2 separate regions of the Mus musculus genome follow, and region 2 is linked to region 1. A link is a loop called in an ENCODE intact Hi-C map of the cell type or tissue named here. Cell type or tissue: heart. All regions are shown on one strand. Each heading gives the region's core, and the rest is flanking DNA. Links, peaks and the distances in the headings are about the cores only.

Region 1 (10,491 bases), core at 1,551-9,550:
GTTTATTTATCTGTAAGGGTGCTGGCATGACATCCCTACGAGGATAAGACTGGCTTGGCTATGACCTAAGTGCTTAAACCATGTGTGTAACCTGAATAAGGCCATAGGAAGTGTGTTGCTAGCAGGTTCTACATTAAGTTAGGCAAACTGCCTTCTCCATCTCCTCTGGAGCTTTCCTCACAGGTATCCTGTCTACTTGTTTGTTTGTTCGGTTGGTTGGTTGGTTTGGTTTTTCAAGACCAAGATCTCTGAGTAACCCTAGCTGTCCTGAAACTGTCTAAGCCAGGCTGGCCTCAGTTTCAGAGATCCACCTGCCTTTGCCTCCTGAATGCTGGCATTAAAGGTGTGAGCCACCACTACCCAGCACAGGTATTCTTTCTGTGCTTATTTGGACAGTTGGAATTAGCTCACTGATATCTAGCAAGACCCGGCAGCTTGGTGCACGGCTGAGCTACTCCAGCGCAGGCCCCCTGAGCTTGTGATACCTGGGTCCTTTCTGACCTGTCACGCTTGGGATTCAGGTTCCACTCTGGTGCACCCTTTTAGAGCACTTGGGAAGAACTCGGAATTGCTCGTGGTCTCCGACAAAGCAGATGTGACCACCTGGCAGAGGGGAAGCCTCCCCTTGCACTGGGCAAATAGACTGAGCACCCTGACAGCGACTGAGGCAAATCACACCAGGTATGTGTGACACCCCAGGGACATCAAGAATAAATGTCCTAACATGTGCAGCATTGTTTTCAAAGTATACTTATTTGATTGGGAACTGAAACTGAGTCCGCATTTTAAAGTATTGTTGCATGTCTTGTGCTTCTTTCTGCTCTGGGTAAACTATTTCCTAGACTGCCATAATGAGCCATTTAGCCTTTCTGCTGATGTAATTCCACTTAGATTTTCTGAGCTGTGGGTGAGACATTTCATTGGCTTATGAGTAACTACTGAAATAAGGTGAGCTGAGTCCCTTTCATTGTCCTGTGTCCTTGTAGGCTGTCCTGCGTAGCCTCGTGTTTGAGCCTGATGAAGCACTGCGTGCTCATGTACCAGGCACTGCCGTCCTTCCACGCCATCTTCAGGCCCCATCAAGCCCTCCTGTCGAAGCATCTTGCAGATTGTAGCCTCCCCCAAGAACTTCAGGTGAGGCCTTCCAGTCACTAGGCGCCTTGCCCTGTCCCGGGCTGTTCAGGACCCAGCACCAGCTTAGTGTTTTTGTCATTGAAGTTGCAGCTTAAAAGGCATCACAGGGAAGTCTACCAAAACTGTCTACAATCTCAGAAGCACAAAGGGAAAATGGCCCCACTCGTTCCAGGCCATCCAAAGCACCTTACCCCACAGTTTCTGAGGGTGACCTCGAAGGACACCCTCACTTGGTCCTTGGAGCCCCCGTGTGTCTAAACAAGGCTTTTGCTGCTTTATTTAGCATGTGTGGTAGTCAGCAGCTCTTCATGCTTATACTTGGTCCCCATCCCATCTAGGTGTCCTTACCCTGTCCCTCCTTACTATCTGTGCCCCTTGTTCCTGACTGGTTTCCTGTCCTCTGCCTTCTGCCGTTCCCACCCTCATCATCAGTTATCCGCATACCAGCCCAGCTTCCTTGGAGAAAAAGGCATGTTGTCTCCTCTGTACCCTCCCCCCAGTGACATCTCCATTCACAATAAAAGACAGAGGGTCAGGCTACAGTGCAGGCTGGAGTGACCTTCCCTTGGCCTCACCACCTGCACTCTGGGCTTCTCACAGGCTTTCCCTCAATTTTGGTGATGTTCACAGTTGCTCTTTCCTGGCCCCTGCACAGAGCTTTGTGTGCTGTTTGCCCATGGTGCTGACCTTTCCTGTACACATTACACCCTCGTCTTTGTGCCACTTGAAGACAGACCCTGGCTTTCCTGATTGCTGAGTCCCCCAAGTCTGGAGCAAGCCATTCCTTGACTGTACTGAGTCACTAGCACCTCCTCAAACAATCACTGTGGACATGACTGTGGTTGTCCCTTCTTTTTAAAGGGATCCCTGGTCCTACAGATTTAGGCTGGCCAGTTAGGGTTATGGAGCTTGTAGTTTCTCAGTTCTCACATGACATTTAGATGGACCAAGACTATATACAATGGGTGCAGGGAGGCAAGCAAATTGGGATCCAGAGCACATCTGTGTGAGGGGAAGGGACAGACCAACATCAGTGAGCTGGCTTCTACAGGCTTCCCTGGAAGCCACAGCTTTAGCGAGACGTGTCTTAGCTGTGTTTGAGCAGGAATCCTGTTCTGCCTGACAGCATCATGCTGCTCTAACAGCTGCCTCCACACACTGCAGGTCACCTAGGCAGGGAAGGTGGTCTTATGTGCTTTAATCCCAATTGTGCTGATGGTGCCTTGCCAGTGTGTCCCTGCAGAAAGGCCATATGCTACTCTCTGGACACAAGCTCTTTCATTTACAGCTTTCTCTCTGGGTGTGGGGTTATTTATGCATTGGCATATGTATGGAGGTCAGAGGGCAATGCCTTTGAAATTTAGTTTCCAGAGATTGAACTCAGGCTTGGTGGCAGGAGACCTTATATGCTGAACCATCTGCTCGTCCTAATTGCATTGCTGTTCCCTATATAGAGGATGGCAATGCAGCCAAGCTGCACCTGACACGGCCCAGTGGGTGTAGAGTAGGCAGTGGCAAGTATGGCCTCTAGGAGACCTCTTAACCATGCCTTTACATGTTCCTTAGGAGCTGGCTCAAAGCATACTGTCAGCAATGGAAGGCCAGAAGCAGCACTGCCGCCCGCTGGTGTGTGAGAAGAGCAAGCCCGTCCCACTGAAGCAGTTCACCCCCCGGCTAGTCAAAGTGTGAGTGCTGGGGGACCCTGTGGAGGCCAGGACTGTCTGTAGGCTAGAGGTGGGCGATGCACCTGCTTCAGCCTGGGACAGGAGACATTGCAGTCGGCAGTCAGCTCACCTCTATAGCCTTTTTGATTCTAACTTTAGGCTTGAGTTTGGACGGAAACAAGGCAGCAGTAAAGAAGAACAGGAAAGGAAAAGACTAATCCACAAACACAAGCGGGAATTTAAAGGCGCCGTCCGAGAGATCCGAAAGGACAATCAGTTCCTGGCCAGGATGCAGCTCTCAGAAATCATGGAAAGGTGAGGAGGAACTGTGTGTACGGGACTAGGGCACCGCTGTGGTGTGACACCACACTCATAGGCCGCTGGTTTTTCTCAGCACTGGGGAGTATGGTGAGCGATATACTTGGCAGCCTTTGCAGGACTGAGGGTAGAGCCATGCATGTGTGGTTCTGAACTGTTAGTGTTCAAACTGAAGAAAGCAAAATACCTGAGAACTGATGCAAGATTAACACTTGCTTTTTTCTCTTTCTCTTTAGGGATGCAGAAAGAAAGCGTAAAGTAAAACAGCTTTTTAATAGCCTGGCCACGCAAGAAGGTGAATGGAAGGCTCTTAAGAGGAAAAAGTTCAAAAAATAAATTGTCTTGTAATGTAGCAAGGCTGTGTGGTGTGTTGTAATGAAGGGTTCTGGGGGTTCATTGTGGAGTGTGGGGTCCCATCTCCCTGCCATGCTCAGACACAGGTTGGGGATGTCTGTGAGAGCTCTGCACTGTTAGATGATAGCCACACACAGAATGACATTTAGGCAGTTGTCCATAAAACTGACAAGCTGTCATAGTGTGGGTAAGTACATTATATACGTTTTACAGTGAAGTCGCCTTCCCACACACTTATCAGATCACCTATCACACATGACAGAACAGGACTGAATCCTTACGTCCAGCCTGGCCCTTGTCACCTGCTATGGCTCTGAGGTGTGAGATCTTGTGCGAGGGTTGGTGGTGCTGAGTAGGAGTTGCGTTTTGGATGTGGTGAAGCCACTGTTGGAGCACAGAATGAATGGCTGTGGGCATCCTGCAGCTCAGAAAGTGCTGGTCAAGAACAACCCTGAAGGGAGATTGGGCTCAGCAGCTTGGCTTACAGGGGCTACATCTACCAACAGTACTCACCTTGTCACCTCTCCCTGTGATTCTTCTGGGACAGAGGCTGCATGACCCACGAGGGGCCTGGGCCTGACACACGCACCAGCTAGGCTACCATCCAGCCCCAGCTTCCTCCACGCCTGAATTAGCCACAGGGCTCTGCCGTACAATGGCTCTGTGTAGCCAACTGCAGCAAGAAGCAGGGTGGCCAAATCTGATACTGGGCATAGATTGAGCAATCTATGAGGAGGAACATGCCAAGGAAAAGTTTATAGAGCCTCCAGATACTGTCCTGTGTCGTCAGAAGGGGAACACAATCCAGCTAGAAGAGCCTATCACTCGAGTGCATCCGGTGTTGTCCTCTGGGAAAGAGTCAGTGTGGACTGTATGGCTCCAACAGGTTAACAGCACTGAAGGGATAGGACTTTAGTGGTTCATCTATCTAAAAGATGAGTCTTTGCTCCAGCTGTTCTCATACTTCAGAGTTGATTGAGGATGACTAAATCCTGAATCCTGTTCTTTCTGTCTCCACCGAGTGCTGGTACTAGAGGTGGGCATCACCATCCCCAACTCCAGCATGGTTTAGAGTAAGCTAAAGTAGGAGGGTCAGGAATTCAAGGTCAACCGTGGCTACATGAGACCCTGATTCAAAAGAAAGATATATAGGTACCAAGGAGACTGAACTGCACAGACAAGCTGTCTCTTACATACACTTAGCTCTTCAGAACTTCACCGCTTGCTTCTAATGCATCTGGAAGCCTGCAAGCCTTCTCTATACTTGGCTGCTGGGAGACTCCAAACCCAGTTCCCGCCACAGCACGGCCTCCCGGAAGAGGAGGTGCCTGTTCCGAAGCCTCCGGGGTGTGGCTGCTATCCAGGGAGGTTCCCTGTTCATCCACCCGTTTGTCCCCGCCTGGAGCTGCGGCACGTGTGCACAGGTCCCAGCTGGGTAGGTGGGAAGCAAAGGTTTCGATATCGTGTGAGGAGGCCGAAGTGGTACACGAACAGGAGCTCAGGGCGCCTACGACTCCCCAACCAGGGATTCCCGTCTTCTCCCCGTTACCCGCTTCACAACAGGGGGCGCCCTGACCACTGCGGCCCTGAGCTTACTGCTGCCCTAGGTTGGTAAGGGAGTCGGGCCTTGAAGGGTGTGCCAGGACCGCATTGGAACCACTTCCGTTTTGTCTGGCAAGAACCTGCAAATTCAGCTTTCAATTGTCAGGTAAACGGGGCCGTCATCACCACACCCTCCTTCCCCCAGCAGGGTCGGAGCTTCCACCATGGGCTGGGCAGGGGATGCGGGCTGTACGCCTCGTCCGCCTATACGGCCTCGGCCCGCGTCCGAGCGTCGCGTGATCATCGTGCTCTTCCTCGGCCTGCTACTCGACCTCCTGGCGTTCACGCTGTTGCTGCCTCTGCTGCCTGGGCTGCTGGAGAGACACGGCCGCGAACAAGTAAGCCCCTCCCCCAAGGCGGGAGCTCTCCCCATGCCTAGCCTATCACAGATTTATCCAGCTGGAGTTACTTTCCTCTTTACCCAGGACCCCCTCTATGGCTCCTGGCAGCGTGGGGTAGACTGGTTTGCTTCAGCCATCGGGATGCCAGCGGAAAAGAGGTACAACAGTGTCCTGTTCGGAGGTATGTCGCTGTGTGCCATGCTGGGGCCCACAACCTTTTTTTGGAGAGCTAGTTCTGCCTAGGCTCTTGGTCAATCATCCTCCCTGGGTTCCTGCCTCCTTTAACTGAAAGGTGTGGGTTGGTTTTGTTGTTGTTGTTGTTTGGGGGAGGGGGTTGTTTTGTTTTGTCTTTTTGTTTTTGGTTGGCTTTTTTTTTTAAACTGAGGCCACCCGAGCTTCAGTCGATGGCCTGTGAATATAGGGCTAAGTGTGGTCAACACTCTAGGACTGATCCTCTGTCTCTCAGGTCTCATCGGCTCGGCCTTCTCCCTCCTGCAGTTCTTCTCCGCACCACTCACAGGAGCTGCCTCTGATTACCTGGGGAGGCGCCCAGTGATGATGTTGTCCCTGGTAAGCCTCTGGAGCCAGCTGTCAACAGGCAGAGGGGAGAATGCAGCTGTGGGGCTCCCCTGCCAACAGTGGGCTCCCATCCCTTCTAGAGGGATCTTCTGGCCCCTGGTGTTACACCAAGCTAAATACACCTAAGGAAAGTACAGGGACACAAGTGGCCCGGGTCTGAGGGTTATATGCTTGCCTGCCTTGCTCTGGGTGCTTCCTGGCCTGAAGTGACCGATCCTGCCACTTGGCCTCCACCCATTGGCAGACAGGTTTGGCCATCTCCTATGCAGTGTGGGCTACCTCTCGGAGCTTTAAGGCCTTCTTGGCCTCCAGGGTGATCGGAGGCATCAGCAAGGGGAACGTTAACCTCTCCACAGCCATTGTCGCTGACCTGGGCTCACCTCCAACCCGCAGCCAAGGCATGGTGAGTGAACAGACCTAGGGAACGGGGATTGATGTCTGGGCTTCAGACTCCATGCCTAGCTCAGGTCTTTTCCCTAGGCAGTCATCGGGGTAGCCTTCTCCTTGGCCTTTACTCTGGGTCCCATGCTGGGAGCATTCCTGTCTGTGGAAATGGTGCCCTGGATCAGCCTACTTTTTGCCATCTCCGACATGTTGTTCATCTTCTGTTTCTTGCCAGAGACACTGCCCCAGGAAAAGCGGGTAGGCCCGGGTCCCCGGAGGGGTGAGGGCTCCTGAGGGTTGGAAGGGGTTTCCTTTCTTATCTGTACCATTGGCAGGGGAGACTGGCCTGCCCTCAAGCTGCTAACATCACAACACCTCTTGGGTTTCTGGGATCTGACAGGTCCTGGTCCCTAAGCTGCCAGGCTGTGTGCTCCCAGCCTCCTGGCCAGCCCTCGCTTTCTCCCACAGGCATCTTCTGTCACCCTGGGCTTCCACACTGCTGCCCACCTGCTCAGCCCCCTGGCCCTGCTTCGCTTTGCGGCTGTCACTCACAGTCAGGACCCGCCTGCTGAGCACAGTAAGGAGGCTTACCCCGGACTGAGCTCTCAGAGTCTTGACCAACCAGCATGAACAACGATCAACCTGTGGTCTGTGTTGACTTGCAGGACTCAGAAACTTACGCCGTTTGGGTCTTGTCTACTTCCTCTACCTCTTCCTGTTCTCAGGCCTGGAGTACACACTCAGCTTCCTGGCACATCAGCGCTTCCAGTTCAGCAGGTAGGTCTCCATATTAGTGGCTTCGAGGTTCTCAGACCCCAGGTCCAGGAAGCCTTTGTGGTACCCCTCCCAGCACTCTGGCTGGTGGCCTTGCCCATCCCCCAGGCAGTTGGTGGCCTAGGGGGCTGGGCGCTCACCCTCCACCTCCTAGCCTGCAGCAGGGCAAGATGTTTTTCTTCATCGGCCTCACCATGGCCACCATACAGGGCACCTACGCCCGGCGGATCAGCCCTGGCAAGGAAGCTGCAGCTGTGACGAGGGTAAGGGACTTACTTCCTCTACAGTGAGCACTCCAGGCAGGCTGGAAACCCAGTCCTGAGACTTCTGTCTTCCCTAGGCAATGCTGCTGCTAGTACCAGCCTTCCTCTTAATTGGCTGGGCACACTCGCTGCCTACGTTGGGCTTGGGACTGATGCTCTACTCCTTTGGTGAGTGGGCTCTGCCAGAGCTGGGGTAGACATCCTCGTGCCTCTCCTAGGCTAACAAGTGCCTCCCATACTCTCTCACCAGCTGCTGCTGTTGTGGTGCCTGGTCTGTCCACCATGGTCTCCAGTTATGGTGAGAGTCCTCCCCAAAAGGCTATGCAGGGTAGGAGAGCTGACAGACATCTGACAAGTCCTCTCCCTTCAGGTTCTCCAGGGCAAAAAGGCACAATCATGGGCATACTGCGGAGCCTAGGCGCCCTAGGCAGGGCGTTGGGGCCGGTGGTGGCTGCCTCAGGTAAGTGCTAGCACTTCCTCCTGCAGCCTTCCCCAGCTGCCTGCTCTGTGCCTGGGGGGGTGGGGGGGTGCAGGAACGGGACTGTGAAGCCTGGGTGGGCACCTGTCTCTCCACAGTGTACTGGCTGACTGGGGCCCAGGTCTGCTTCACTGTGTGCTCGGCCCTCTTTCTGCTCCCCTTCCTACTCCTGTGGAAGCTGAAGCATCCAGCAGAGACTTCCAAGGAGGAGTAGCTGAGCTGCCACACCCAACCCCAGCTGTCTGGCTGCCAGGTGGGAACCTGGGCCCAGACCACTCAGCTCCTAGCACACTCCTCCCACCGGGCCCAGGGAGGCTCGCCACGCCCCTCCTCTCTCTGGATGGCAACCCAGCAGGAAGCCTGGGCAGCTACACCCTTTTCTTACTCCAAAACCTTTTAGGCTTCCAGAATTTTTTTTATATCTTATTCTTCTGAATGACCAAATAAAGCAGCTATTTTGTACCAAGTGCCTTTCCGTCTTACTATTCTTTGACAGTTGTGTACTAAGTGTTATATGGTAATATAACTACCCCATTGAAGAACCACTTTCTAACAACCCCCTCCCCTCTGTTTTGGTGGCCCACTGGAATTTAGTTAGTGTGGGTATAGGGTGGGGCTATTTACTGGAGTGTGGGCCACATCACTGCAGTGAATGACTCCCCTCCCACAGCAACCTTAACCTTTTTTTTTAATATGAATACACTGTCACTCTCCTCAGACACACCAGAAGAGGGCATTGGATCCCATTCCAGATGGTTGTGATTCACTATGTGGTTGCTGGGAATTGAACTCAGAACCTATGAAAGAGCAGTCAGTGCTCTTACTCTCTAGCCCAACCTTAACTTCTAATGGGAAGAGGGGTGAGGCCTACCAAGCTCCTCCCCATCAGTGACAGAGCACCGCCACACCCCAACTTCATGATAAAGTTGTGTATGTGGCAGAAAAGGCTGCTGTAAGTATAAGGTACAAGGGATCCCAAGTTCATAGCTACGGATGACATCTGACCAAGAATTAAAAAGCCTGGGTTGGAAAGATAGCTCAGCTGTTAAGAGCACTGGCTGCTCTTCCAGAGGACCCAGGTTCAATTCCCAGAATCTCCATGGCAACTCACAATGTCTGTAACTCAAAGTTCGGAAGATCTGGCACCCTCACACAGACATATATGCAGGAAAAACATAATATAAATAAGAGTGAAAAATAAACCTTAAAAAGACTGGTGGTGGCCAGGTGTGATGGCGCACCCCTTTAATCCCAGCACTCAGGAGGCTGAGGCAGATGGATTTCTGAGTTCAAGGCCAGCCGAGTTCCAGGACAGCCAGGGCTATACAGAGAAACCCTGTCTCAAAAAAACAGAAAACAAAACAAAAAAAGATGGGAGGTAGTGGTGGTGGCATACTTGTTTGACCACAGCACTCAGGAGGCAGAGGCAGAAGGAATTCTGTGAGTTCAAGGCTAGCCTGGTCTATAGAGTTCCAAGACAGCCAGGGTTACACAGAGAAACCCTGCCTCAAAAAACAAACAAAACTTAAAGGAAAAAAGACTTTTAGTTTTTAACACAGGACAAACACTTAGGAAGCCCTATTTTAGGGCCAGCAAGGTGTCCTAGCAGACAAGGAGGGCACCTGCCACCAAGCCTAATGACCTGAAGTTAATCCCCAGAACCCATATGGTAGAAAACATACTGCTCAGCTTTTCCTCTGACATACATGCACACAACATAGAACAGACATGCGTACCTCAGACCTATGCACAGCTAAATAAACTAAGGGAACAAAGGCATAAAAATGCAAAGTTGCCCCCAACCTTAGACAAGGAAACTGCTTAAAGACTTTTATTTGTGAGTAAAACCTGTTACAATGAGGAGAGGACACACAGGACCTGTCCTCCAAGTCTGTCCATATATGCAACGATATTTCATGTGTAATACAAAGAATTAGACTACAAAAGTGAGAAGAGTCATTGCATATGTGGGATAAAGGAAGGGCCAAAAGGAAGGATGAGGAAGAGTCCGGATGAGGGGACTGGGGACCAGGTAAGAGCTCAGGCCACCGTGGTGACTGGTGAGACTAGCAGTGCAAGAGGCTGTGGGGCCCTGCTTGGTGCCCCATGGGAGGATCACAGGGCTCTGTCCACACCTGAGCACCTGCTCTGCAGGCCCAACTGCAGCAGGGGTGTCGAGGGCTCCAGCAGGGCTCCAGCAGGCTTCCTCACTCTAGCCAGGCTGGCAGTGGCAGCTCCTGAACAAGGCCCCATTAGGATTCCACCTGACACTCGGCGCTCCCCACTAAGCCCTTTTCCAGGGATGAAAGTTAAGTAAAAATTCATAAAGGATGGATCAAGAGGTCATGGGCTCTATGAATGATGCAACACATTAGATGGTACCTCCAAGGCTGGCTTCTACCATGAGTTACCCTTTATGTAAAACCTCCCCACACAAGTCAAGAGTGTTCTGCTGCAGTCTGTCACAGGCTCTACAACAAAAACTAACGCAAAGAGTGGCCTATTCAAATTCACAGTTAAAATGTAAGCTAAATTGCAAACCTGCTGAAAGAAAGTTTTAGAACGGACTCTTCACCCTCCTGGTATCTGTTCCCTAAGAT
Region 2 (10,491 bases), core at 594-8,593, 89 kb after region 1:
ACATTGCTATGCACACAGGGTCCAACAGTCCAGCTAGAGCATCCCAGGCAGGCAACACGGGGGCAGGGCATCCCTGGCAGAGGGCATCCCAGGGGCAAAAGGATGGAGTGTCCATGGCTGATCAGAGCCGGGCAAGGCTCTAGCGCTCTATGCCTTCGGCATCCTGACACTCAGCTGGCTCCTGGCCTGCCACATGGGACCATTCTGTGCCACATGACTCACCACCTCACCCACAAGTCACATGCAAGGCAAAAACAGCACTGAGGGACCAGATCTATCAGGCCACCCTGAGGACCTCCAGCCTTGGCTGCAGACTGAAGCACTCATGACTCCTCAGTTTGCCTGCTATACTATGTTGGATCCTGTGACAAGGTCCAGGGTAAGGAACTCATCAGGTTTCCTAGGTGTGCCAGCTGCTAGAAAAGGAAAAGAAATCTCAGGAGACCCACTAGAGCCCTGGAGAAGCAGAGCCGTGTCCTCCCTTTGAAACTCCCATGATCCAGTGACTCACATTTGAGCAGCTGCAGTTGGGTGCCACCCTTCTTATGCAGGTAACCAGCCTTCGCCACACCACCAGGCATGGTCAGCAAATTCTGGGCACCAATGGCCTTCATGGGGACAGGCCACTGCATCTCCTCAGCCGCCATGAAGCTGCAATTGAAGCAAAAGAGACAGGACTCAGCCGGGAGGACAGCGGGGAACAGTTTGGCAGGGGGTCCTGAGAGGGCATGGCTAAGATCTAGAAGGCAACGTGGAGGGTCAGGTCAGTGGAGGAGGACTCTTCATAAGTCCCCAGGCTTCTGAGTGGGGCTCTGGGGGTGACCATGCCACATAGTCAGTCCCCAATCCTCTTGGCGACACACCTGACTCCAGAATTCTGAGCACAGTCCTTTTACCACCGTGAATTCAGCGAGTTCATGGCCCCAGGAAGGCTGGGGCAGTAATGACTGAACTCAGGAAGCCCTAGCCTGGGCATATCAGGCCTTATGCCATAGCTACCCAAGGTTCCAATGCCTGGGCAGCTCACAAAGTGCTTGTCCTAGAGCAGGGGGCACTGGGGTCACCCCCTTGAAAATGGCTGTTCAAGAGCACTGAGGCAGGCAATGAGAACCTTTTCCATCAGATCTGATCTTCTATGGAGAGAAAGTCAGGTCCTGAGATGTCCACCCTTCCTCAGTAACTTCTGTCTATCCCCACTTTGAAGCCCTGAAGTCAGGTAATAGAAGAGCAAGCCAAGAGCCCCCCACTTCCCAGATTTAATAATTTGGGCTCCAATAGTTTGGCTTTCTGGGGGAACTCCAGCCTCAGTTGTTAGAGCTATAAATTGGGAGCACAGGGTGGACTCTGAACACACACACATACACCTTGTCATCAGTGCCATGAGGACCATTTGGCAGGTTTTCTAGTATCCACATTATCAGCCCAGAGTATCAAGACTCAGAGGGTCCTTCCTGTAAGGAACCCCAAGTGCCAGTCACAATTGCCCCCTAACTTGGCATTATTCTGTTGGTACACCCACTCACCCCATCAGGTCCCTCTTTGGACCCTGAGGCACTGCATGAGGGGAAGGTCAGGGATCTGCTCTCAACAAGGTGGGATGGCTCCAGCCATATCCAGAAGGGCAGGCTGCTGAGATTTCTATTACTATAGTGCCAACTCCCCCAAAAACACACAGAGAAAACCCTCCAGCCCCGGGGTGGCCTACGTCTGAAAGCTCAGCATTCAGAAGGCTGAAGCAGGGAAACCTACTGCATCCGAAAATGAAAGGAAAAAGGATGGAAATCAATTAAGCTCTTGTCAACGGCCAGGCTCACCTCACACCGCCAAATATGTGTTAGAGAATCAAGTTCCGTTGGCTACCCCATACACACACACATCACACACACACACACACACACACACACACACACACACACACACACTGAGAGAGAGAGAGAGAGAGAGAGAGAGAGAGAGAGAGAGAGAGAGAGAGCGCATTAACACTCAAATGCACTTGGTCCATGGTCCAGGCCATTGGTCAGGACCATTGGTCCTCGAACCACAGAACCACAGGCGGAGGTTTGGAACAATGGCGCGACCACACCCCCGCGCAGGGCCAAGGGGAACGCGGGTCCGAGCACAGCAGTGGAGTGCGAGGAGGGTGCCCACTCCCATGCCCATGCCGTGCAAGCAGATGGACAGACAGCGCGCCAGGCTCTCGAAGCCCCCTGGCCAGCCAACTCTGGCTGGCCCATGCTCTCCTTTGTTCTGAGTAGACGCCGGATAGCGCCTGGGGCTCCAGGGACTTTCGGTCCCGGGTCGTGGTGCAGAGGGTGGGGGCCCAGGTCTGAGGAGTGGAAGTCTGAACTGAGTGTGGATGCTCAGAACCAGGGCTGGGGCCCCAGATCCCGAGCCCCAGGCAGGATCAGTACTCACGGTGTCCACGCGGCGGGCACAGCCGGCTTCCGGGGGGCGGCCAGCGCCCGCCTTCCCTGTGAGCAGCGACAGGGTCCCGAGGTGGGCCCACCGGCCGCAGCCTCGTCCCTGGAGCCTGTCTCTCGCCAGCCCCAGCTCCGCGGCCGCGACCCTGAGCCCGCCATAGCTCGTAGAGCCCCAGGCCGGAGCTGCCCCTGGCTCCTCCCCTCGCGGGCGGTAGTGTAAGGGCTAGGGGCCAGGTAAGAAAGCGGACCCGCCCCTCCTTACGTCAGTTTCTCCACCCACTGCACTGAGGGTGGTGGGCTGCAATAAGTGGAAACTTGGAAACTTGTGTCTGTATAATCCAGAATTAAGAGCCATCCAGACAAACAAGGAAGCCACCAATGCGAATGAGGAAGTCACGCTCATATTCCCAACATCTGAGGATCCCGAAGTCCCCGCCTGCTGATCTCCACCCAGTTTGCACCTTGGATATGAGCGTCTATGGCACCCTACTTCCTACGCTAGTACCCCATCATGTCACCTTGCCAATGTCCACTCCATGGGTCTCCCTCGGGACGGAATTCCTCCAAGGAGTGAGCCAGCCCTTGGCAGCTCTTACCTACTTGGGCTTCTTTGAATACCTGTCCCAGAAGAGTGTTCCTGGATGCCTAAGGCTGGTAAAGCCCTGTTGACTTCCTAGGCATCCTTCCTTCTCCATCTCCCATCATCACACAGGCTGCCCCAAGATGGACTATCTGTGGCAGAAGGCAGCACACTTGCCCTTCAGAGGCAACTCTGGTATATTCCTCAGGCTTCACTCCCACCAACTGTCTATTCTAGACTCTTCTCCCTGGTGTCCAAGTCTCTATATTAGGCAAGCTCTCCAGGCCCCTTCCTACTATATGCAGCCTTGACGTTCCTACAGCTTTCTCACTCCAAGAGTCCGGCTGCCTGGGGCATTGGTTTCTGGAGGAACATCTTACCCAGAACACTAAGCTGCCTCCTTCTTCCAGCCACCCTGCATTACAGATCCCCGTCTCTACTGCTTCTGAGCAGGCCACACCTCTCCCTGCCTCCCCCAATTTCCCTTCCTCACCTTCCAGCCAACACACCATTCCCATCACATCATTATTCTAAATGCCATGGACACAATCCTGCCGGGGGGGGGGCATTAAAGAGGGTCTCACTCTGTAGCCCTGGCTTGGCTCTACCTTGGCATCCTCCTGCCTCAGCCTCCCAAGTACTGGTATTGCTGCTGTACACTATCACACCTGGCAACACTCTAGCACTTCCTAATCCAGCCCTACCTCTACTTTCGACCTTTTAGATGTGCTTTGCTCTGCTGTGCACAGACTCTGCTCACCCAAGCCCACAAGAATTCACCTTAGTCCAGGTTGTTTCCACTGCCTGCTGCTGCAAGTAAAGTAATTTAGCCATTAAATATTAGATTCCAAGAGCACTAGTCATATACAAACTCGCAGAGCAAATCCAATGAGGCCAGCATCACCTCAATACCCAAACCCAGATGAAGCTGTCACAGACACGAAAGCTACAGACCAATAAGTCTCTGAGGATTTCTGTTTGTGTATCTTTTTTATGACAGAATAGCTCGGGCTGGCCTTGAACTTCTGATTTCCCTGCTTCCATATCCTAAGTTTGAGGATGACCACATCTGGCTTAAGCAGTGTTGAGGACTGAAACTAGACAGGAGTCTACCAACTGAGCCATATCCCCAGCCCCAAATCCCCTTCTGGGCACAGCATAAACATTCTCCACAAGATGCTAGCAAACTGAATCTAACAGCACATAAAAAAATACAATAATAAATAAATCTAAAAAGAAAAAAGAAGGGAAGAAAGAGAGAAAGGAAGGAAGGAAGGAAGGAAGGAAGGAAGAAAAACAGCAGAAGGGAACTCTCTAAACCTAACAAAGGCCATCTAAGAAAAGCCTACAGCTATTACAGCCGGAAGTAAAAGGCCGAACATTTTCAGTTTCCTGAAAGGCAGGAACAAGGCAAGGATCCCATTGCTTCTTTTCAACATTGTATGGAAAGTGTGGCCAAGGAAAGTATATAATAAAAAGAAATTGAATGTCAGGCTGGACAGGCAGTCAGTGGTTAGGAGCCTGACTGCTTTTACAGAGGATCCAGCACCCACAAGGAATCTCACATCTGTCTGCAGCTCCAGCTCCAGGGGACTTGATGCCCTCTTCTGGCCTCTACAAGCACTACATACATTTGCTGTGCAGACACAAGTAAATCAAGTGTCCAGATAAGAAAAACAAACAAACAAAAACAAAACCTAAGCAATGATTACATGGCTTTATGTAGCAAAAATTCCAAGGAAGTTATAAATTATCAGGACTAATAAGTGGGTTTTGCAAGGTAGAAGGATGTGCTAGCAACAAGTCTGGGAACAAATGAGGTTCAGCATTCCCTCTTCTGAGTACCCATGAATAGTAGCTGGTCCTATGTCCCCAGCCTGGGGCTAGTGACCCAGCCTTCCTTCCACCTGACACTGGCCATAGTAGGTTATCACTATCCCCCAAACTTACTTAGCCTGCAGGCCCTGCCCAGAGTGGGAAGCCAGAGTGCCCAGAGTAAACTAGACAGTTGCTTCTGGTGGGTAGTTGGTCTGAGGATTGTGGAAGGGAGCTGAAACAGAGCCCTGCTCTGATGTCTGGAGCTGCTGCAAGGAAAGATGTGCCTACCTCCCCCTGGCTGCATGTTTGGGTGGGGTTGGGTGCAAGAGTTAAGCGGTTTCAGCCCCATCTTGTTTCAACTCAGTGGCCAGCAGGAGACAGCCTAGCTACCACCTTCCTGTGGGCAGAATGAAAGCTTGTGGGCGGCCATTGAACACCTTGCTGGAGAGGATGTCATGAGAGCCAAGTGATACTCTACTTCATCTCTCCTAGGAACGTTCGCACTTCAGAACCGGAATCACAACCCCTCTCCAGATAAGCCCTGCCTGACACCAGGTGACCCTGCTCAGGAACCCAATACCAATCTAAGCTAGGAGCAGAAAGAGGATGTGCCACCTGGGGGGTGGGAGGCGGTTACTACCATGCTTTTCCTGGAGAGTTTTAGCTCAGCCTACAGAGTCCAGCGCCACCTGTGCCTGGGAAAGCTGGAGAGAAACTAAAGAACTCCTGGCTCGCCTGTGAACAGAATGAAGACTCTTAGCCGCCCACTAACCAGACTAGCCACCTCAGTACCCACAGCACCACCCCGGACCCAGGGACCTAATAGCACAATTCAACTCAACTGTCAGGGAACTGACAGTTCATGGAGCAGGGATGCCCAGTTCCCTTCTCTGTAGGAACAGCAACCTTGGTGGGCTGAGCCACCGTGGATGAGAGTTTTGAGGGATAGTATGGAGACATAAGTTCAAACCCCACTTGGCCCTCATCTTCCAATTAGGAAGTCCCTATCAGCAGAGGAGGCATGGAAGAGCCCAGTCCCCTGATAACCTAGCAACAAATCCCCTCCCTCTGTAGGAGGCTGGGGTAGCAGGGTCAGGACTCATTTGCTAGGCTCATTCTGTTTTGTGGATCCTTTTGCTTGTAGCTGCAGGCCTCTCCCCGGCCCCACACCAGACCTTTGCAAGTCAGTGGTTGTGGCTAAAGCCCATGAGACCACGTAGAAGGTGTGAGATAATTGTTTGCATGTGTGTATGTGGACATGCATTTGAGCCTGTAAGTTTATGTCTGTGCTTGCATGCACACCAGGAAGGCTGGACACCTGCCACACATCCTCCAAGTCAAGTCTCTCTGCTTCTCTATACATCTTCCTCCCTCCCCTTCTCTCATAACTGGTCTTGATTCAGGTAACACTGTTTCCAGAGGCTGCTAGAGGATATGGACTGGGCCACTCAATAAAAACCACTCTGTGCCACAAAGTCAGCCAGAACAAGTTCTGTGGCTTGTGCCTGCCCTGGGACCCTGTGAGTCTGCAGAGGTGAGTGGTCATCACCTGCAAGGGTCCATACATTCTTGGTGGCTCTGCACACCTGGTTAACATCACAGGTGTTACATTCACACAACATACATGTATGCACATTGATACATGTGCATATATACATGCATATATGAGCCTATCCATGAGCCCCCGACACCTGTGGATATGTCCCTGCCTATGTGAAGCACACTTATTCCTGTGATCAAGCCGGACTGCTCTTTGTGAAGCTGCAGGGTAAGGCGGGGGTGGGGGTTCTAGCCCAAGGAAAAGGAAAGCAGGTACCACTGGGGCACTTGTGCATACATATGTTCTCATGTACACACATATACACATAATCTCAACTTAACCCTCATCTTACACATATACATGCACATATACTCATTGTGAGGGTTTGAATGAGAATGGCCCCCAAGTGGTAGAACTGTTTGAGAAGGATTAAGAGGTGTGGCTTTGTTCTAGGAGGTGTGTCACTGGGTGTGGGCTTTGAAGTTTCAAAACCCCCACGCCATTCCCAATTAGTCCTTTCTGCCTTGTGCTTGTCAATCAGATGTGAGCTCTCGAGGATTGCTCCAGTGCAATGCCTGTTTACCTGCTACCATGCTTCCTGTGTGACGGTTGCAGATTCTAACCTTCTGGACCGGTGAGCTCCGGGTTTAAGCACTTTCTTTCATGAGTTACCTTGATCATGGTTTTTGTCCCCACAACTGGAAAATAACTAAGACATTTTTGTTCTCATAGGAACTGAACCACACATCCAGACACAATAATCACACATGCACACATACTTATTCATGTGTTCAGACACATGCTTTTGAAGCTGTAGAGATGGTTTTGCAGTTAAAAGTGGGTGCTGCTCTTGCAGAGGGTCCCTTTGGTTCACATCAGTAGCACACAATTGCCTGCAACTCAAGATCCAGGGGATCTGATATGGTTTTCTTCTAGACCTGTGGGCAGCTTTACTCATGTGCATATGTTATCACATACATACACACACATACATAATACATATATGTATATATACATATATATACACACATAATTAAAATGACATTTTTTAAAAAGCATAAACGCATGTGTTCACACTCACACATACTTACACAAGTGCTTGATGACACATTCATACCATACATATATGCAAATCACCTAGATATTCACACTCATATACACACAAAGACACACTTACAGTCTCCTAAGACCCTTCATGGATGGTCCCTAGAAGCTAGCCTGGCCCTGCCTACTCCTTGACTGCTCATCAGCCTTGACAGGGTGCGTGAACTCAGGCTTTGCTTTGCACTTTACAGGCTAGGACACTGAGGCTCAGAATGGCTCAGGACTTGCACTGGCCACTCCCCATAGGCCAGACTTGATGCTCTTCAGGGACCAACCCACATCATCACAACACCCTGACATGCCAACCAGGGCCATCCCCATGTCACCAGTGAAGATATCCAGGGTCAAAGAAGCCAACAACTCATCCAAAGCTGCATGCCCAGTATTCATCCAGCAAGTCAGAGCACTCTACCCCTCCCCACGCAGCCCACACCTCGCCCCTGAGGCTGCCCCAGCTCACAAGATCTCACAAGCTCTTCCCTCTTAGTTTCTCTTTCTTCCTTCCTCTTCTCAGAATCGTTCTCTGTTAGAAAATCAAAACCAAAATTCTAGAAAGGCCCAATGACAAGTCATACCAGATAACATGGGGGGCTGGGGGTGACAGCCACAGGGTCTGCAGCCCTGTCACTTTCACAAGGACAGACCCCTACCGTCAGGTTTCTGAGGCCTTGGGATTATCCACTTTATGTGAGAACCTTGAGCACAGCACTCTCATACAAGCAGCCAGGACTTCTCAAATCCTCTCAAGTGCACATGCACACACACACACACACACACACACACACACACACACACACACACAAGCATGTGTAGACACAGAACCTAACCCCAAGACCACCCCAGACAGGGTTTACAGTAGCTGGCCTTCTACTCTGGCAAGCTGTCTTCCGCCTCCCCACAGCTGCTGTTGGGTGACATGAAGTCTTAAGAGTTTTAATGGCCAGTTTCCTCTCTGGGCTCCATTTGGACCATTCAGATAGATATAGGGGCTAAGTTGATAGAGGCCAATCTCCTCGGAGTTTATTGCTTCTCACAGGACTGAGTCCCAATCAGTCCCTACCCCTACCCTGGTAAGGGCTATGATCTTCCCTTTCCTCTCCCCCACCCCCGCCCCAAGTCCTGCAGTGGCTAGGCCAGAGTCATCTCCAGAACCCCTGTTCAACTTACCTCATGGCACTGACCCAACACATGGTACAACTTCCTGTGACCTGCTGGGGACAGGTGTCCTTAAATCCGGAAAGGCTATTCAGCTCAGGGGCTATGAGGAGGGACTGCAACCTGCATCCCCCAGACATGAGATCCTCAAGGCCCCTGGCTGTTCCCAGCACTGCCGAGCCTGCAGAGCAGTGCAGTAGGCTTCACGGGGTGGGGGAAGCTGGGGCCAACAGGGTTTCCTCCCTGTTTGGGACTTCCTGTTACTGGGCAGTCCCAAGGAGAAGGCGTTTTCTAACTTCCCCACAGCAAGGTCCTAAAAGCCACTTGGGGCTCAGCGCAGTACTCCAGCAGCCTGCTGGGTTTTGGCCACTGAGGTTACTCAGTTCTGGGGCCAGCTGTGTGGCTACAGAGATAGCTTCCTGTAGAACTTCCTGGCCAGAGTCTCAAGGCCAACTCAGCTATCAACCCATGAAGCCCCTCACAGTTTAGGGTGTCTGGCCTGAGGAAGACGGTGCTGATGTCTCCCATTGGGAGCTCGTTCCCTCAACAATAGGCTCTTCCCTACAACGTATATACTCAGAGCTGTGCCTTGCACTTGTACCTGTGACTTTTAAGATGGTATTTCTGTGCCCTTTGACTCCAAGAAACTGAGTGACTAGGAAGGAGCTTGGGCCCAGACAGACATCAGTCTCTTCCTACAAGGACACTTTGAGTCACCTCTCCACCTCAGCTCATCTAACATCTGGCTTTCTGGAAAGCAGCCTTTATGTCCACATAGCCTCAAGGACAAGCACACTGCTGTTGTTCTAGGGTACCGGCCCAGTGGCTCACTTAAATAAGCCCCTCCTGAGCATTTCTGCTCCCACAAGCCCAGCGTCTTCACCTGCTCTATCCCGGAAACCACTAAGTGGTGAAGCAGGAGTTCTGACCCCAGCCACTGAGTACCCTGCTCCTCCTTGTCTGAGCCCCAATCCCAGGATAGGAAGAGGTGATGGAAAGGGGGGGGGTCCTCTGAGATTGAGGGCCAACCTCATGACAGGACTGAGTTCAAAGACTACAGGGTTACCAAGAGTTGTAGAGTCTCTACTTTGCCCAAGAGGTTTTTATGAGAGCACCCTTCTCCCTAGCTCCAGGGATTCACCTCTCTGCCTGTGGTTCTCACTCCAATGGCCCTGAAGATCAACCCCATGACTGGTTGTGCAAGTGCCTAACCATTTACAGGCACAGGCCTGTGTGTCAACCACTCAAAAAGGGCAGCTTGCTGATGAAGGAGCTCCTGCCTTCCCAATGTCTGCAGCCTCAGCTCTGTAGCCAAGATCTCCAGGCCATCAAGGTGGCCACTGGGCTAAAGACTGCTGGTTCTCTCCTAGAGAGTAGACAGCGTCATCTCTGCTGTCTGGGCCTCCTTAGGGTGGGCACAGATACCCAGCCTCTCTAAGCCACTAGGCTCTGCCCGCTGAGGCAAGTCCCTGCCTGCTGCAGAAAGCTGGGGGCAAGGTGTGAATACAGATGTGCCTCTCCTCACTGTCCTTCTTTCCTTTTAGCAGAGCTGAGCTAAGGGGGCAGGTGAGGAGCCCTGAAGCATGCAGCACTGAGTACAAACCAATGGAACGGTTTCCAGAGGACACGGGGTATCCAGGAGCTGTGGGCTCCGGAGGACGTGTGAGGCTCAGGGAGATGCCCTGGAGGAGAGCCCTAGGTCTGATTTCTAGAACAGAAACGGGCTGAAGGAGTCACACTAGGGAGGGCTCAGGGTGAAGAGCATGGGGGAGCTCAGAGGACTCCTCAAGCAATGAGAAGCCAGGGTCTCCGGAGACTAGGGACAGAGATGATTGAATCCCAGCAGGAGATGAGCCACCCAGCTCTCTAAAGAT

What was found. Peaks named below come from ENCODE experiments on the same cell type or tissue, not always from the same donor. Only the 100,000 strongest peaks of a DNase experiment are listed, where the experiment ranks them.
Region 2: it touches region 1 in a loop (3-fold over the local background); 25 of 42 quality-filtered maps call a loop at or near these places.

The regions. Positions count from the first base shown.
Region 1 is chr5:34,631,513-34,642,003 of GRCm38, reverse strand. It overlaps Mfsd10 (major facilitator superfamily domain containing 10), which reads left to right and starts at 4,792. Exons shown (of 13, transcript NM_026660.3): 1 at 4,792-5,077; 2 at 5,221-5,410; 3 at 5,498-5,594; 4 at 5,880-5,983; 5 at 6,237-6,395; 6 at 6,473-6,634; 7 at 6,845-6,953; 8 at 7,042-7,153; 9 at 7,305-7,413; 10 at 7,491-7,581; 11 at 7,664-7,711; 12 at 7,784-7,873; 13 at 7,990-8,358. The coding sequence starts at 5,237. The coding sequence ends at 8,105. Nop14 (NOP14 nucleolar protein) reads left to right here. Exons shown (of 18, transcript NM_029278.2): 14 at 522-681; 15 at 987-1,134; 16 at 2,701-2,819; 17 at 2,958-3,113; 18 at 3,353-3,468. The coding sequence ends at 3,452. Add1 (adducin 1 (alpha)) reads right to left here. Exons shown (of 16, transcript NM_001331082.1): 16 at 9,696-10,491. In heart, for the core only: a CTCF peak has its summit at 5,025 (motif pointing right); DNase peaks (open chromatin) are centred at 4,823, 5,423, 6,053, 8,163 and 2 weaker places; H3K4me3 peaks cover 2,124 bases; H3K27ac peaks cover 2,145 bases.
Region 2 is chr5:34,541,721-34,552,211 of GRCm38, reverse strand. Sh3bp2 (SH3-domain binding protein 2) reads right to left here and starts at 2,636. Exons shown (of 13, transcript NM_001145859.1): 1 at 2,416-2,636; 2 at 512-651. The coding sequence starts at 2,579. In heart, for the core only: CTCF peaks have their summits at 2,425 and 4,604 (motif pointing left); DNase peaks (open chromatin) are centred at 2,261, 2,501 and 7,728; H3K4me3 peaks cover 2,048 bases; H3K27ac peaks cover 1,478 bases.